Regions from separate parts of the Homo sapiens genome. Here region 1 is linked to region 2. A link is a loop called in an ENCODE intact Hi-C map of the cell type or tissue named here. Cell type or tissue: heart left ventricle. All regions are shown on one strand. Each heading gives the region's core, and the rest is flanking DNA. Links, peaks and the distances in the headings are about the cores only. Region 1 has its middle 110 kb from the start of NEXMIF. Region 2 overlaps LOC107985664 (a long non-coding RNA gene).

Region 1 (8,338 bases), core at 188-8,187, 560 kb before region 2:
GATTTTGTTTCTCCTTTGCTTATGAGGCTTAGTTTGGCTGGATATGAAATTTTGGGTTGAAAACTCCTTTCTTTAAGAATGTTGAATATTGGCCCCCATTCTCTTCTGGCTTGTAGGGTTTCTGCTGATAGATCCACTGTTAGTCTGATGGGCTTCCCTTTGTGGGTAACCTGGTCTTTCTCTCTAGATGCTCTTAACATTTTTTCGTTGATTTCAACCTTGGTGAATCTGATTATGTCTTGGGATTGCTCTTCTCAAGGAGTATCTTTGTGGTGTTCTCTGTATTTCCTGAATTTGAATGTTGGTCTGCCTTGTTATATTGGGAAGTTCTGGATAATATCATGAAGAGTGTTTTCCAACTTCGTTCGATTCTCCCCGTCATTTTCAGGTACACCAATCAAACGTAGGTTTGGTCTTTTCACATAGTCCCATACTTCTTGGAGGCTTTGTTCATTTCTTTTCACTCTTTTTTCTCCAAACTTGTTTGCTCGCTTTATTTCATTGAGTTGATCTTCAATGTCTGATATTCTTTCTTCTGCTTGATTGATTTGGGTATTGATACTTGCGTATGCTTCACGAAGTTCTCATGCTGTGTTTTTCAGCTCCATCAGGTCATTTACATTCTTCTCTAAACTGGTTATTCTAGTTAGCAATTTGTCTACCCTTTTTTCAAGGTTCTTAGCTTCCTTTCATTGGGTGAGAACATGCTCCTTTAGCTCAGAGGAGTTTGTCATTACCCACCTTCTGAGGCCTAATTCTGTCAACTTGTCAAACTCATTCGCTGTCCAGTTTTGTCCCCTTGCTGGCGAGGAGTTGTGATTCTTTGTAGAAGAGGCATTCTGGTTTTTGGAACTTTCAGCCTTTTTGCACTTGTTTCTCCCCACGTTCATGGATTTATGTACCTTTAGTCTTTGAAGTCAGTGACCTTTGGATGGGGTCTCTGAGTGGACGTCCTTTTTGTTGATGCTGATACTATTCCTTTCCCTTTGTTACTTTTCCTTCTAACAGTCAGGCCCCTCTGCTGCAGGTCTGCTGGAGTTTGCTGGAGGTTCGCTCCAGACCCTGTTTGCCTGGGTATCACCAGCAGAGGATGCAGACCAGCAAAGATTGCTGCCTGTTCCTTCCTCTGGAAGCTTCGTCCCAGAGGGGCACCCGTCAGATGCCAGCCAGAGCTCTCCTGTATGAGATGCCTGTCAGCCCCTACTGGGAGGTGTCTCCTCAGTTGGAAATGCAGAAATCACTCACCTTCTGTGTTGATCTCACTGGGAACTGCAGACCAGAGCTGTTCCTATTCGGCCATCTTGCCAGCAACCCTCTCCTTGTTGATTTTCTGTCCAATGCTGAAAGTGAGGTGTTGAAGTCTCCAGCTATTATTGCATTGTGGTCTACCACTCTTTAGTAATATTTTCTTTATATATCTGGGTGCTCTATTGTTGGTTACATATTTATATTTACATATTTATAATTGTTATATCCTTTTGCTGAATTTACCCCTTTATTACTATATAATGACATTTCTTTTCTATTTTATAGGTTTTGTCTTGTGATATATTTTTTCCTGATATAAGTATAGTTATTCCTGCTCTTTTTTTTTGGGGTTTCCATTCGAATGGAATATCTTTGTTCATCCCTTTATTTTCAGTCTATACGTGTCTTTATAGGGGAAGTGTGCTCTTTGTAGGCAAGAGTATTGGGTCTTATGGGTATATCCATTCAGCCAACTCTATGTCTTTTAATTGGAGAGTTTCATCCATTTACATTCAATGTTAGTATTGATAAGCAAGGACTTGCTCCTGCCATTTTGTTATGTGTTTTCTGGTTCTTTGTGGTCTTCTCTTCCTTCTTTCCTGTCTTCATTTTAGTAAAGGTGATTTTCTCTGGTGATATGTTTTAATTTCTTGCTTTTTTTGTGTGTATGTGGTGTATGTTTTTTGATTTGAGGTTACCATGAGGCTTGCAAATACTATCTTATAAGACATTATTTTAAACTGATGACAACTTACTACTGATTTCATAAACAAAAAGACAAGTAACAAAAACTCTACATTTTAACTTTGTTGTAGTTATTACTTTTTATTTGTTCTTCCTTTAGTCTTTCTACTTAAGATAGATTTACACACTGCAATTACAATGGTCTAAAAGTCTGTGTTTTTCTGTGTATTTACTATTATCAGCGCGTTTTGTGTCTTCAGATGATTTACTTTTGCTCATTAACATCCTTTTATTTCTGATTGAAGTACTCCCTTTAGCATTTCTTGTAGGACAGGTCTGGTGTTGATGAAATCCCTCAGCTTTTGATTGTCTGGGAAGGTCTTTCTTTCTTTCATGCCTAAAGGATATTTTTGACAGATACATTATTTTCTAGGGTAAAAGTTTTTGTCTTTCAGTATGTTAAATATGTCATGTCACTCTCTCCAGGCCTGTGAGGTTTTCACTGAGAATTGTTTCTTTCCTCTTGTTGCTTTTAGGGTCCATTTTATCCTTGAGCTTTGGTAGTTTGATTATTAAATGCCTTGAGGTAGTCTTTGGGTTAAATCTGCTTTATCTTGTATAACCTTCTTGTACTTGGATGTTGATATCTTTCTCTAGGTTTGTGGAGTTCTCTGTTATTATCGCTTTGAATAAACTTTCTTCCCCTATTTCTATCTCTACTTCCTCTTCAGGGCCATTATCTCTTAGAATTGCCCTTTTGAGGCTATTTTCTAGGTCTTGTAGGCATGCTTCCTTCTTTTTTATTGTTTTTTGTTTGTTTGTTTGTTTGTCTCCTCTGACTGTATGTTTTCAAATAGCCTGTCTTTAAGCTAATTCTTCCCTCTGGTTGATCAATTGTGCTACTAAGAGGCTCTGATACATTTCTCAGTATGTCAAATAAAATTTTCACTTCCAGAATTTCTGCTTGATTCTTTTTGTTTCTTTCCACTGAAATTTCGTCTCTGTGTTATCTTGAATTTCACTCAGCTCCATCAAAACAAGTGCTTTGTATGCTGTGTCTGAAAGGTCTCATATCTCTGTCTCTCTGAGATTAGTCACTGCTGCCTTATTTAGTTTGTTTGGTGAAGTTATGTGTTCCTAAATGGTCCTGACTTATGTATGTTCATCCATGTCTGGGTATTGATGATTTAGGTATTTATTGTAGTCTTTGCAGTCTGGGCTTCTTTGTATCCATCCTTCTTGAGAAGAATTTCTAAGCATCCAAAGGGTCTTGGGTATTGTGATCTAAGTATTTGGTTACTGCAGCCATATCTCCATTAGGGGGCACCCCAATTCCAGTAACACTGTGGCTCTTGCAGACTTGTGGAGGTACCATCAACTTGGTGTTTTGTATAAGATCTGGGAGCATTCCTTAGACTAACAGGCAGAGGCTTTTGTTCTCTTTCCTTTTCTGCAAACAAATGGAGTCTCTCTCTCTCCGTGCTGAACTGCCTGGAGCTGGGAAAGGGGTGACACCAGTATACCTGGGGCCACTACTACTAAGACTGCACTAAGTCAGACTCGATTGCAGCGCATCACTTGGTCTCATCGAAGGCCCGCAAGGGACCACTGCCTGGCCACCACTCATGTTCACTCAAGGACCAAGGGCTCTTCAGTCAGAAGGTAGAAAATCCAGCCAGCCTTGTGTCCTTTCCTTCAGGGCAATGAGCTTCCCCCAGCCCTGGCTAGGTCCAGAAATTCCTTCCAGGAACCAGGTCCTAGAGTCCAAAACTTTAGGACTCTATCTCTTGCTCTACTCTAATGTGGGTGAGTTGACACTCAAGCCACAAGACAAAATCTTTCCTAGTCTTTCCTCCCATTTCCTCAGGCTCTCCATGGCCATCACCACCCCAGGCCTGCAGGGAGTACTGCCAGGCTGCCACCAATGCTCACTCAAAGTCCAAGCACTCTTCAGTCAGGTTGCGGTGAATGGTGCCAGCCTGGGTCTCTCCCTTCAGGGCAGTGTGCTCCCCTCTGGCCCAAGGCAGGTCCAGAAATGCCGTCCAAGAGGCAAGGCTTGTAGTCAGGGGAGCACAAGAGCTCACTTGGTGCTCACACTGTGGCTGAGCTGGTACCCAAGATGTAAGACAATGTCCTCTTTACTCTTTGCTTTACTTCCCTCAAACAGAAGGAGTCTCTCCCTATAACCACCACAGCCGGGATTATGCTGGGTCACACTCACTGACACAACTCTGAGTCTCACTCAAGCCTTTGGTGAGTACTGCCTGGCTACTACTGCTGATTATTCAGGGGCCCAGTGCTCTTTTCTCAGAAGGTGTGAATTCTTCCAGGACTGGGTCCTTCCCTTCAAGGCAGTGGGTTCCATTCTGGCCCAGGGTGTGTCTAGAAATGTCATCCGGGAGGTAGAGGCTGGAATGGGGGCCCCAGGACTCTGCCTCGTGTCCTATCCTATTGTGTATGAGCTGGTATCCATGTTGCAAGACTAAATTCTCTTTACTCTCCTCTCCTCTCCTCAAGCAGAAAAAAAGGAGTCTCTCCTAGTGCTGCAAGCTGTGCTGTCTGGGGTCAGGGAGCTGGGATGTAAGCACTCCCTTGACAGCCCTGGCTGATGTCTCACTAGATCAAGTTAAAATCCACTGACCTTGAGTTCAGCACAGCACCAAGACTTGCCCCGGAATTGCAGTCCTTGTGGCCTAGATTGCCTTTTAAGTTTATTTAGAACCCCAGAGCACTTTAGCCCACCTTGGCAGGGCTTGCCAGAACTCAGGTTGCCAGTGCTGGAATGGACAGTTTGCCTCTGGCTAGGGCTGGTCTATATACTCCCTGTGTGGATGTTGGCTGAGTTCTGTCCAGTGTTGCTTTCTGCTGTGACAGTGCAGCACTGAGTTCAAATGCAAAGTCCCACTATCACTGTTCTCTCTCTCTCCTCAAAGCTCACAGATTCTCCCTCTATGCCACATGGCCCCTGCTGCTGCAGAGGGATGGGGGAGGAGTGGTGTTGGCAACTCGAGACTACCCTCTTCAGTGCCTCCTTCCGTAATATGATTTTAAAATCAGATACTGTGATTGGTCGCCTGATTTTTGGTTCTTACGAAGGTGCTTTTTCATGTGGATAGTTATTCAATTTGGTGTTCCTGTGGGGGCGGTGACGGGATGATTGTGGGAAGCCTCTATTCAGGCATGTTGCTCTGCTTCCCTCTCCCATATGATTTTTTAAAAATGTTGTTGGACTCAGTTAGCTTGTATTTCATTGAGGATTTCTGCATTTATATATCTAAGAAAAATTGATCTGAAGTTTTCTTGTGATGTCTTTTGTTATGGTTTCAAGATAATACTGGCCTCACAGAATGAACTGAGAAAAGTTCTCTCCTCTTGTATATCTTGAAAAAGTTTGTGAAGTGTTGGTATCAGTGCCTCTTTAAATATTTTGTAGAATTCACTGAGGAAGCCATCTAGGCCTGGGCTTGTCTTTGTGGGTAGTTTTTATTAGTAATTTATTCTCTTTACTTGTTATAGATCTATTCATGTTATTTCTTAAGTCAGTTTTGTGTCCTTTTATGAAATTGTCCATTTCATCTAAGTTTCCTAATTTGTTGGCATTTATATATAGTACTCTTCTAAAATATTTTTTTTACCTCTGTGGATTCATAGTGATGTCTCCTCTTTCACTATTTTAATCATCTGAGTCTTAAGTATTTTGTTACTTGCCAGTGTAGTTAAAAGACTTGAGAATTTTGTGATATTTCAAAAAACAATTCATAGTTTTATTAATTTTATTTACTGATTTTCTATCCTCCATTAATTTATGCTCTAATATTTCTTTTATTTTGCTTGCTTTGCATTTAGTTTGCTCTTTTTTTCTAGTTTCTTAATGTGAATGGCTGTTATTAATTTGAGATATTCCTTGTTTTTAAATATAGGTATTTACAACTATAAACTTCCCCCTAGCCACAGCTTTTGCTGCATTCCACATGTTTTTCTTGTGTTTTCCTTTTCATTTATCTCAGAGTATTTTCTAAATTCCCTTGTGATTTCTTCCTTATCCTATATTTAAATTATGTTTTTAAATTTCCATATATTTATGACATCTCCAAGTTTCCCTCCACTAATAATTTCTAATTTCATTCTTATTGTGGTCAGAGAACATTCTTTGTACCATTTCAATCACTTTAAATTTACTGAGGCTTGTTTTATGGCCCACCTGAACAACATGTATTCTGATTTTGGGTGGCGTGTTCTATAGATGTCTGTTAGGTCTAGTTGATGCATAGTGTCATTTGATGCATGGACAGTTGATGCATGGACATTTTGCAGTGTAACATTTTGATCCTATTAATGATGTTCTAAGGATTTTTTTTAAAGAATAAAACACCTAGGAACACAGCTAACCAAAGAGGTAAAGGACTTCTATAAGGATAATTACAAAACACTGCTAAAGGACATCGGAGATGACACAAATAAATGGAAGATATTCCATGCCCATGGATTGGAAAAATCAGCATCATTAAAATGGCCATACTGCCCAATGCAATTTACAGAGTCAATGCTATTTCTATCAAACCACCAATGTAATTTTTTACAAAATTAGAAAAAACTATTCTAAAATTCATATGGAACCAAAAAAAAAAAAAAAAAGAAAGAAAGAAAGAAAGAAAGAAAAAAAGAACAAAGCCAGAGGCATCACATTACCTGACTTCAAACTATACTACAAGGCTATAGTAACGAAAACAGCATGGTACTGATACAAAAAAAAAAAAAAAGACACATAGACCAATGGAACATAATCAAGAACCTAGAAATAAAGCTGCATACCTACAATCATCTAATCTTCAACACGGTTGACAAAAATAAGCAATGGGGAAAGGACACCCCATTCAATAAATGGTGCTGGGATAACTGGCTAGCCATATGCAGAAGACTGAAACTGGACCCATACCTAGCATCATATATAAAAATTAACTGAAGATGGATTAAAACCTCAAACTACAAAAATCCTAGAAGAAAACTTAGGAAATGCCCTTCTCAACATCAGACTTGGCAAAGAATTTGTGGCTAAGTCCTCAAAAGCAATTACAACCAAACAAAAAGTGACAAGTGGGACCTAATTAAACTAAAGAGCTTCTGAACAGCAAGATAAACTATCAAGCAAGTAAAAAGACTATGTACAAAATGGAGAAAATATTCACAAAGTATGCACCTGAAAAAGGTCTATTATCCAGAATCTATAAGGAATATAAACAATTCAACAAGCAAAAAACAAGTAACTCCATTAAACATGGACAAAGGCAAGGTAATTTATAGATTCAATGCCATCCCCATCAAGTTACCCATGACTTTCTTCACGGAATTGGAAAAAACTACTTTAAAGTTCATATATATGGACTTTAAAAAAGACCCCGCATTACCAAGTCAATCCTAAGCCAAAAGAACAAAGCTGGAGGCATCACGCTACCCGACTTCAAACTATACTACAAGGCTACAGTAACCAAAACAGCATGGTACTGGTACCAAAACAGAGATATAGACCAATGGAATAGAACAGAGCCCTCAGAAATAATGCCACTTATCTACAACTATCTGATCTTTGACAAACCTGACAAAAACAAGAAATGGGAAAAGGATTCCCTGTTTAATAAATGGTGCTGGGAAAACTGGCTAGCCAGATGTAGAAAGCTGAAACTGGATCCCTTCCTTACACCTTATAGAAAAATTAATTCAAGATGGATTAAAGAGTTAAATGTTAGACCTAAGACCATAAAAACCCTAAAAGAAAACCTAGGCAATACCATTCAGGACATAGGCATGGGCAAGGACTTCATGTTTAAAACACCAAAAGCAATGGCAACAACAGCCAAAATTGACAAGTGGGATCTAATTAAACTAAAGAGCTTCTGTACAGCAAAAGAAACTACCATCAGAGTGAACAAGCAACCTACAGAATGGGACAAAATTTTTGCAATCTACTCATCTGACAAAGGACTAGTATGCAGAATCTACAATGAACTCAAACAAATTTACAAGAAAAAACCAAACAACCCATCAAAAAGTGGGCGAAGGATATGAATAGACACTTCTCAAAGAAGACATTTATGCAGCCAACAGATACATGAAAAAATGCTCATCATCACTGGTCATCAGAGAAACGCAAATCAAAACCGCAATGAGATACCATCTCACACCAGTTAGAATGGTGATCATTAAAAAGTCAGGAAACAACAGGTGCTGGAGAGGATGTGGAGAAATAGGAACACTTTTACACTGTTGGTGGGACTGTAAACTAGTTCAACCACTGTGGAAGTCAGTGTGGCGATTCCTCAGGGATCTAGAACTAGAAATACCATTTGACCCAGCCATCCCATTACTGGGTATATACCCAAAGGATTATAAATCATGCTGCTATAAAGAC
Region 2 (8,338 bases), core at 165-8,164:
TGGGTCTTGACTCTTTATCCAATTTGCCAGTCTGTGTCTTTTAATTGGAGCATTTAGGCAATTTACATTTAAGTTAATATTGCTATGTGTGAATTTGATCCTGTTATTATGATGATAGCTGGTTGTTTTGTCGTTAGTTGATGCAGTTTCTTCCTAGCCTCGACTGTCTTTACAATTTGGCATGCTTTTGCAGTGGCTGGTACCAGTTGTTCCTTTCCATGTTTAGTGCTTCCCTCAGGAGCTCTTGTAGGGGAGGCCTGGTGGTGACAAAATCTCTCAGCATTTGCTTGTCTGTAAAGGATTTTATTTCTCCTTCACTTATTAAGCTTAATTTGGCTGGATATGAAATTCTGGGTTGAAAATTCTTTTCTTTAAGAATGTTGAATGTTGGCCCCCACTGTCTTCTGGCTTGTAGAGTTTCTGCTGAGAGATCAGCTGTTAGTCTGATGGGCTTCCCTTTGTGGGTAACCCGACCTTTCTCTCTGGCTGCCCTTAACATTTTTTCCTCATTTCAACTTTGGTGAATCTGACCATTATGTGTCTTGGAGTTGCTCTTCTCGAGGAGTATCTTTGTGACATTCTCTGTATTTCCTGAATCTGAATGTTGGCCTGCCTTGCTAGATTGGGGAAGTTCTCCTGGATAATATCCTGCAGAGTGTTTTCCAACTTGTTTCCATTCTCACCGTCACTTTCAGGTACACCAGTCAGACGTAGATTTGGTCTTTTCACATAGTCCCATATTTCTTGGAGGCTTTGTTCATTTCTTTTTATTCTTTTTTCTCTAAACTTCTCTTCTCGCTTCATTTCATTCATTTGATCTTCCTTCACTGATACCCTTTCTTCCAGTTGATCACATCGGTTACTGAGGCTTGTGCATTCATCACGTAGTTCTCGTGCCATGGTTTTCAGCTCCATCAGGTCCTTTAAGGGCTTCTCTGCATTGGTTATTCTAGTTAGACATTTGTCTAATCTTTTTTCAAGGTTTTTAACTTCTTTGTCATGGATTCAACTTCCTTCTTTAGCTCAGAGTAGTTTGATCGTCTGAAGCCTTCTTCTCTCAACTCGTCAAAGTCATTCTCCATCCACCTGTGTTCATTGCTGGTTCGGAGCTGCATTCCTTTGGAGGAGGAGAGGCACTCTGATTTTTAGAATTTTCATTTTTTTTCCTCTGTTTTTTCCCCATCGTTGTGGTTTTATTTACCTTTGGTCTTTGATGATGGTGACGTACAGATGGGGTTTTGGTGGGGATGTCCTTTCTGTTTGTTAGTTTTTCTTCTAACAGTGAGGACCCTCAGCTGCAGGTTTGTTGGAGTTTGCCGGAAGTCCATTTCAGACCCTGTTTGCCTGGATATCCTCAGCGGAGCCTGCAGAACAGCTCATATTGGTGAACCGCAAAGGTTGCTGCCTGATTCTTCATCTGGATGTTTTGTCTCAGAGGAGTACCTGGCCTTGTGAGGTGTCAGTCTGCCCCTACTGGTTGGTGGCTCCCAGTTAGGCTACTCGGGGGTCAGGGACCCACTTGAGGAGGCAGTCTGTCCGTTCTCAGATCTCCAGCTGCATGCTGGGAGAACGATTACTGTCTTCAAAGCTGTCAGACAGGGACATTTAAGTCTGCAGAGGCTTGTGCTGCCTTTTGTTTGGCTATGCCCTGCCCCCAGAGGTGGAGTCTACAGAGGCAGGCAGGCCTCCTTGACCTGGGGTGGGCTCCACCCAGTTCGATCTTCCTGGCCACTTTGTTTACCTACTCAAGCCTTGGCAATGGCGGGCGCCCCTCCCCCAGCCTCGCTGCGGCCTTGCAGTTTGATCTCAGACTGCTGTGCCAGCAATGAGTGAGGCTCCGTGGGCGTGGGACCCTCCGAGCCAGGCACGGGATATAATCTCCTGATGTGCCATTTGGTAAGACTGTGAGAAAAGCGCAGTATTTGGGTGGAAGTGACCCGATTTTCCAGGTGCCGTCTGTCACCCCTTTCCTTGGCTAGGAAAGAGAATTCCCTGACCCCTTGCACTTCCCAGGTGAAGCGATGCCTCTCCCTGCTTCGGCTCACACTCACTGTGCTACACCCATTGTCCTACACCCACTTTCTGACAATCCGCAGTGAGATGATCCTGGTACCTCAGTTGGAAATGCAGAAATCATTTGTTTTTTGTGTTTCTCATGTTGGTAGCTGTTCCTATTTGGCCATCTTGGCTGAGGCCCTGCTTTAACTGCTTTCTGTGCACCGTTTGTTTAATCATGTTAAAAACTCTCAGAGGTTATACCATTATCATTCCCTGTTTGGAGATGTAGTAATTAAGACACAGACTTGCCTACAATTCATATAGAAAGTAAGTGATTGAGCCAATATTGAGAACTTAGGTAGCCTGACTCCGTGGCCAAGGCTCTTCAATATTATGCTTTGCTACCTCATAAGAGGCCAAAGATCCTTGAACGAAGGTGAGTAGAAACAGAAAATCTCCTAGTAGCTTTCTCTGCCTTTACTACTTCCCTTCAATCATTTCTTCTTTCTGTGTTACCTACTATTATTGTTATTTTGCCTATGATTAAATACTCCTGTCTCATTAACACTGCCCTCACAGTGACTTGGTAGGAAATCTCTTAGTAGTCCTCATATCTCTGCCTCTATTGTAAGTATTTTATGTGGTGCTTGGTGAGTATTCCTACTAGTTTATCCTACTATGGAACTCTATGCTTGCATATTTCAGAGTCAGAAAGTGAGTGGGGCTGATGGACTGCTGGGATAAACAGAGCAGGCTTTCTATATGAATTAGTTCATGGGTATGTGGAATGAGGATGTCTTGTCTTCATGCTAGAGAAATATCAAAAACCAGGAATAGGGAGCAAGTTTCGCTGAAGGGAGGCTATGCTTGATAATACTAAGTCAAGGAAACTACAGGCAGCTGGTCAAAGCTAGCCTATTACCAGTTTTTGTAAATAAAAATTTATTGGAATACAGCCATCCATTCACTTATGTATTGTCTGTGGCTGCTTTTGTGTGATGACTGCAGAATTGAATTGTTGCAGTAGAGACCATATGGCCCACAGAGGCTAAGATAACTACTATTTGGCCCTTTGCAGAAATATTTTGCCAGCCCTTGATGTATGAGATGGAGCATCCTGTATTATTCGAGGTTTCTATGCAGGGAAATGCTAAGAGATTAAATTTGAGTTTTAGATAGAGACATTTGGAAGCACTGAGAAGAAGAAATCTAGATTCAGGGGCCAGAGAGATCAAAACAGGGTAAAAAAGAACTAGCGAGCACTGAGAGCAAGTAGATAAAAGGGATTAGCATTTAGATGTGCCAGTGAAGATAGGTTTTCCAGGATTTGACTGAAGTGTGTGTGTGTGTGTGTTTGTGTGTGTTTGTATGTGTATGCATGTGTATGTCGAGAAAGGAGGATTTCTAATTCTGAGAAAATGAGAGGACAGAGAGAGGAACATAGTACAAAAAGATAGAAGAAATACCCTCCCATTTCTGTAATTTCTGTTTGAAATGACCACTACATTTCTTTCTGCAGAAAGAGTTTTCTTTGCAGAAATTTTCCCTAGGGCTGGTCTGCCAGTATCTGTATTTCTTAGGCAACAGTGCCCCTAGTGTCTATATGACAGTATCACAATCTGCTAGACAAGATTTCTTGATGAGGGCTTAAAAAAGACCAATTGCAAAGATCACATTGCTGAGACAGTTTTTCTTCTTTGTCAAAATTGATATAGATGACCAGGTACACTCTCACCAGAAATACACTGGTAAAGTCTGCTTATTAGGAGAGGCTGTGGAGGGTGGACCTGGTGTCTTTTTTTTGCCTTGTGAGGCTAATTCATATAAATGTCAGGTATAAAAATAGTATCTTCTTTCAAGAAACTGCCTTCAGCTTTGCCATATCTACAATGCCATGGACTAAGAATAACACCTTAATGAGTTTTGAGGGTTACTTTTCATAGGTGGTCTATGGCAGGAACTACTGAATTTATGAACTGCCCCTCTTTGTCATCCTTTGCCTATCCTTCAAGGCCAGGATAGTTGCCTTCCAGTTGAAGCCTTGTTAGGATGTGAAAGCACAAGAAGATGCCAAGTCAAGATCCAGTCCCAGTTGTGCAAAGCACCACCCCTATCATGTAGAAGCCTGGATGTCTTAGTCCTCAGGGCTGCCCTTACTTTTCCAGGGGATAGCCATAATTCTCAACCAAAAGTCTTTAGTCTCAACCTTAAACACACACTGAGTGTGTCAATTCAGTGCGCGGTCCTCCCTTATACACTTTCAAGGGAGACTGGCCTATCTTTTGGCACTAGCCTCAAGAAGCCAGGAATGGCAGGCAGCCATGAGCTACACATCATGGGAATTAAATTGAAAGTGTAAATGAAAAGAGTATAATGGGGTAGGTCTACTGTGACTTTTGTTCTGCTTTCAATCTCTAATTATTTTGGCATGGAACAATTAAAGTAAATAATGACTAGTTACAATTTTGTCAATATATTTCTTGCAGATTGAATGTGTTCATGCACAGATTTTATCATCTTGTTACTCAAACGACTGATGGCTTCTGACCCTGCCTGAAAATTTCCTAAGAGGTAACAGTTCTAGGACACAGGTGAGTAGCAAGTGGGATTGCCCTCCCCACTTCCTTTTTTATTTTTTCCTGTTTTCACTATTTCCTTCTTTCTTCTCCATCTTTCCTGAATCTAAGTCCTCTCAATCTGGTAACCCCATCACTAATGGACATTTTTTTACTTTATTAATTTTATGTTATTTTTACATGTGATCTATACTTGTCATACATTTTTAAGTGTACGATACAGTATTGTTGACTGTAGGTACATTGTTGTATTCATTGGGGGGTAATCCAGAACCAGCATGTAGACTAGAAAGAATTCTAGAACAGGAGTTGTGAAAAGCTCCTTCTAGAAAGGAGTTGAAGTTTATCATTAAGTATCTTACTGGCATGGGGAATATTGCTTAATATGTCTGATGTCTGGTTTCTCACCTTTATTAAGGGGGTAGAGCCAGATGAGCTCTGAGATACCTGAAATCCATTTGAAATACTTTGAAATCCATGAACACATCTTTTCTAGTTCCCAGTGTTTCTGTGGGAGGATACAGAGATATCATGAGTTCACAATAAAGGAGAGTAAGGAAAAGGGAGAAGATGAAGAAAAGAGCTCATTCAGTGAGAGAGGAGTTAATTCTAACCCATGACATCTGTGGAGACTTTAGGATGAGGTGAGAAGTGAGCATAATTTGAATATAAGGGAAGATAACTTCATGTTAGAGGCTTGAGTTTGATTCTTGGATCACTGGGGAAGCAAGCTTTGGAGCTAGACTTCCTGGGTTTGAATCCAAGCATCACTACTTAGCAGCTATGATATTTATATGATTTAGAATCATCCATACCATGGGGATAAAATGGTAATTTGTTATGATTAAATGAGTTAACATATATAAATGTCTTAGAACAGTGTATGGTAGTTAGTAATGTTTCTGTACAGAGAAATGGTAGGTGACTAGGTAAACTTTTGATACACTTTTTGTAGATACTATTGAAGATGGATGCTAGAGCTTCAAGAGTCAGTTGTAGGTGAAACATAAGCTATTGAGATGTCTTCTGGGCTAGAAAGCAAGCAGGGTTCAGACCCACTCCCTCTCCCTCTCTTGATGTCCCTGTCTGTTTAATCGAGGGGTTTTCTCTGCAGAAATTTTCCCTAGGGTTGAGCCTGAAGGTTCATGTTGGAGGAGAAGTTAAACAAGTATTTGTTCTCTCAAATGCTCAGAAGAGTGCCTGGCTCATAGTAGACACTATATATACATATGTATATATGTGTATATATACTATACATGTATAGTATATATGTATATATATGTATATATACTATATATGTATATATATACTATACATGTATAGTATATATATACTATACATGTATAGTATATATGTATATACATGATATATGTGTTACAAGTGAATGAAAGTTGGGACAATGGAATGAAATAGAGTTTACATTGCACACTAGACAGATTACTCTGGGAATGATAAAACCTTTCTGATGAACTAAGGGGAGAGAGACTGCTGATGTGCATGTCATTTGGGAGGCTCTCCTAGCAGTTCAGGTGAGATACAATCAGGGCTCACACCAGGATATGGGACATGTGAGTAAAGAGTTGATTGAGTGGTGTGGCCTTCCAGAGGTCAAAAGTGTAGAACTGGATAAAAGTGGGGTGGGTATGATGGCTAGTATTCAGCCTCAGTGACTGACCAGTGTAATATGTTTCCTAGAGTAGTAGAAACTGGAGTGGAGGTGATGAAGGTGAGCAGAAGAGGTGAAAGTGGGAAGAAACCCACCTTGCTTTTGCCCCAAGATTTGTTTTCAAGGGCCACTCTCTCTCCTGCTACACCTTGAGGCATATTCCAAAAACCTCCTTTAGGACTTCTGGCCAGGATTTCTATAGTTAGGCCATACTGTCTCTGCGGTTCACAATAAGGTGGGGTGGGTCTTCAAATTGAGAAAGCCAAAGACCATGTGAGCAAAGAAGGTGCTTACCATACTCAATCAGAAGTGGACTTCAGATTCATTAGAGGAGTATGCTGGCATCAAGACACCACTGAATATTTCAAACAAAGGTCACTTCATCATGTGTTTCATTCTGGAATTGGGTATTTTTCAAATTTCCTTATTTTTCACATTCAAATTTCCTTTATATGCAAATATTTAAAATATCTACAAATTCTTGTAAAATAAGACTAAAGAAAGGAGGACTTTCCCACAGTTGAGTCCACTGAACCAAAGTCAATCTGGGTTTTCCCCCGTTTTATTGTTTTCTGTATTTATCCATAAATGATTGGTTTCTCAGACTAGGATGATTGCTCTTCCAAGGCAGGTACCTGCTTTTCCTTGTACATTTCTCCAACACAGTACTTTGCCTGGCATTTCAGGCATCTTGTACTGGTATCTTATGGTTCGAATTTGGCCTCCTCATACCACCATTGATTAGAATTCGAGCTAGAATCCAGGGACTATGAAGCATGAGAACTCTGTAACGCGTCCAAAAGCTGATGTTTTTCTGATGGTTTCATTGATCCTTCTTTATGATAATCAGAAACACCATCAAACAAAAGGGACCTTTGTGCATTTTCCTTTACTTGTAAACATGCAGAGACTTGGTCAATTGCTGTGCTGCAATTCATAATCCGAGGAGGTATTTTTCTTCTCCTGTTTTGCACCACAGGTATGATTGGTGTATACATTAAGGCCTAGCTAGTAGAGTTAGGTGGAAATAGTCAAGATGTGTTATTACTATTTTTTCACTCTAAATATCCTAGTCCACATATATTAAGCTACGGTTGGTGGCTTTTGGTTTTCCAAATGTACATAAGAAAGTAAGTAAAGACAAGTTGGGGATCTTTTAAACTCAAAACATTCTTGTCTTACTGGTCTTTTTCAACAAGTTATCCATATTCTCTAATAAGACTTTAATTATGTAGTCCTTTCACCTTCATAACCCACACATTGGCCCACAGTCAACTGGGTACTTTTTCCTGTGAAGAAGCAACATGAAATGAACCAAGACTCCAGTTACAGCATCATGGTTCTACTCCTGATTCTACTCCTGATCAGACCACTAAGGTGTGTGTGACCTGGGAAAACTCACTGGACATCTCTTTTTATCTTTTGTTATTTTCCCCACTGTGGGAAAGGTAAGGCCTCCAGCCTAGCCTATTCATCCTTCTCCATTTTTCTGATGAGTTCTCTTATCCATTTCCCATAAGAACTGTTTTCAAATTTCTCCACCTTCTTCAAACTTCTATACTGAAACCACAACACACTATTGAGGTAAGCTAGAGTTCATAAAACAAGGTCCCAAGGATAATACATGATCTAGAAGTTCTGCTGAGGCTTGCTGCCTTATTAGTGTTCAAGCCTCAGTGGTCCGCCACTGTTTCCTAGATCAGCACCCTCTCCCCCACACCCATCCTTATGTCATGCCCCCAGGTCCTTGAATATTGTATGTTGTAAGTTATGTGGAATATGGACAATAAAGAGATGCCATGCTGCTGACAGAGAAGTCTCAGACAATGCACTGTAAAAACAAGGTGGAGAAGATAGTCTCATGTATTATGGACCTTATGCAGATGAAATGTGAGGTCATGGGTATGGGAAGGGTTTGATCTGGGTGAATCTGCCAATAATTGGAAGAGATAGAAGTGAAGAGCGTGTGGAGGTATATTGTGGTCTACAGGCATACCTATATCCCTCGCATTTATTGTTTTTTGCATTTATTCATTTACTGTATAAGAGCCAACCTACTCCATCCAACCACTATGCTAGATACTAAAAATCTTGACAC

What was found. Hi-C counts contacts between places; a loop is a spot of excess contacts. Peaks named below come from ENCODE experiments on the same cell type or tissue, not always from the same donor. Only the 100,000 strongest peaks of a DNase experiment are listed, where the experiment ranks them.
Region 1: a loop joins it to region 2, with 4 times the contacts of the local background. A loop is called at or near these places in 17 of 110 quality-filtered maps.

Annotation. Positions count from the first base shown.
Region 1 is chrX:75,035,862-75,044,199 of GRCh38, forward strand. No RefSeq gene overlaps it. Among named protein-coding and RNA genes, the nearest start is that of NEXMIF, 110 kb to the left of the region's middle. In heart left ventricle, for the core only: a CTCF peak has its summit at 3,256 (motif pointing right); no DNase peak of the experiment used is centred there.
Region 2 is chrX:75,600,434-75,608,771 of GRCh38, forward strand. It overlaps LOC107985664 (a long non-coding RNA gene), which reads left to right. Exons shown (of 5, transcript XR_007068273.1): 2 at 4,485-4,589. Among named protein-coding and RNA genes, the nearest start is that of ZDHHC15, 82 kb to the left of the region's middle. In heart left ventricle, for the core only: a CTCF peak has its summit at 3,614; no DNase peak of the experiment used is centred there.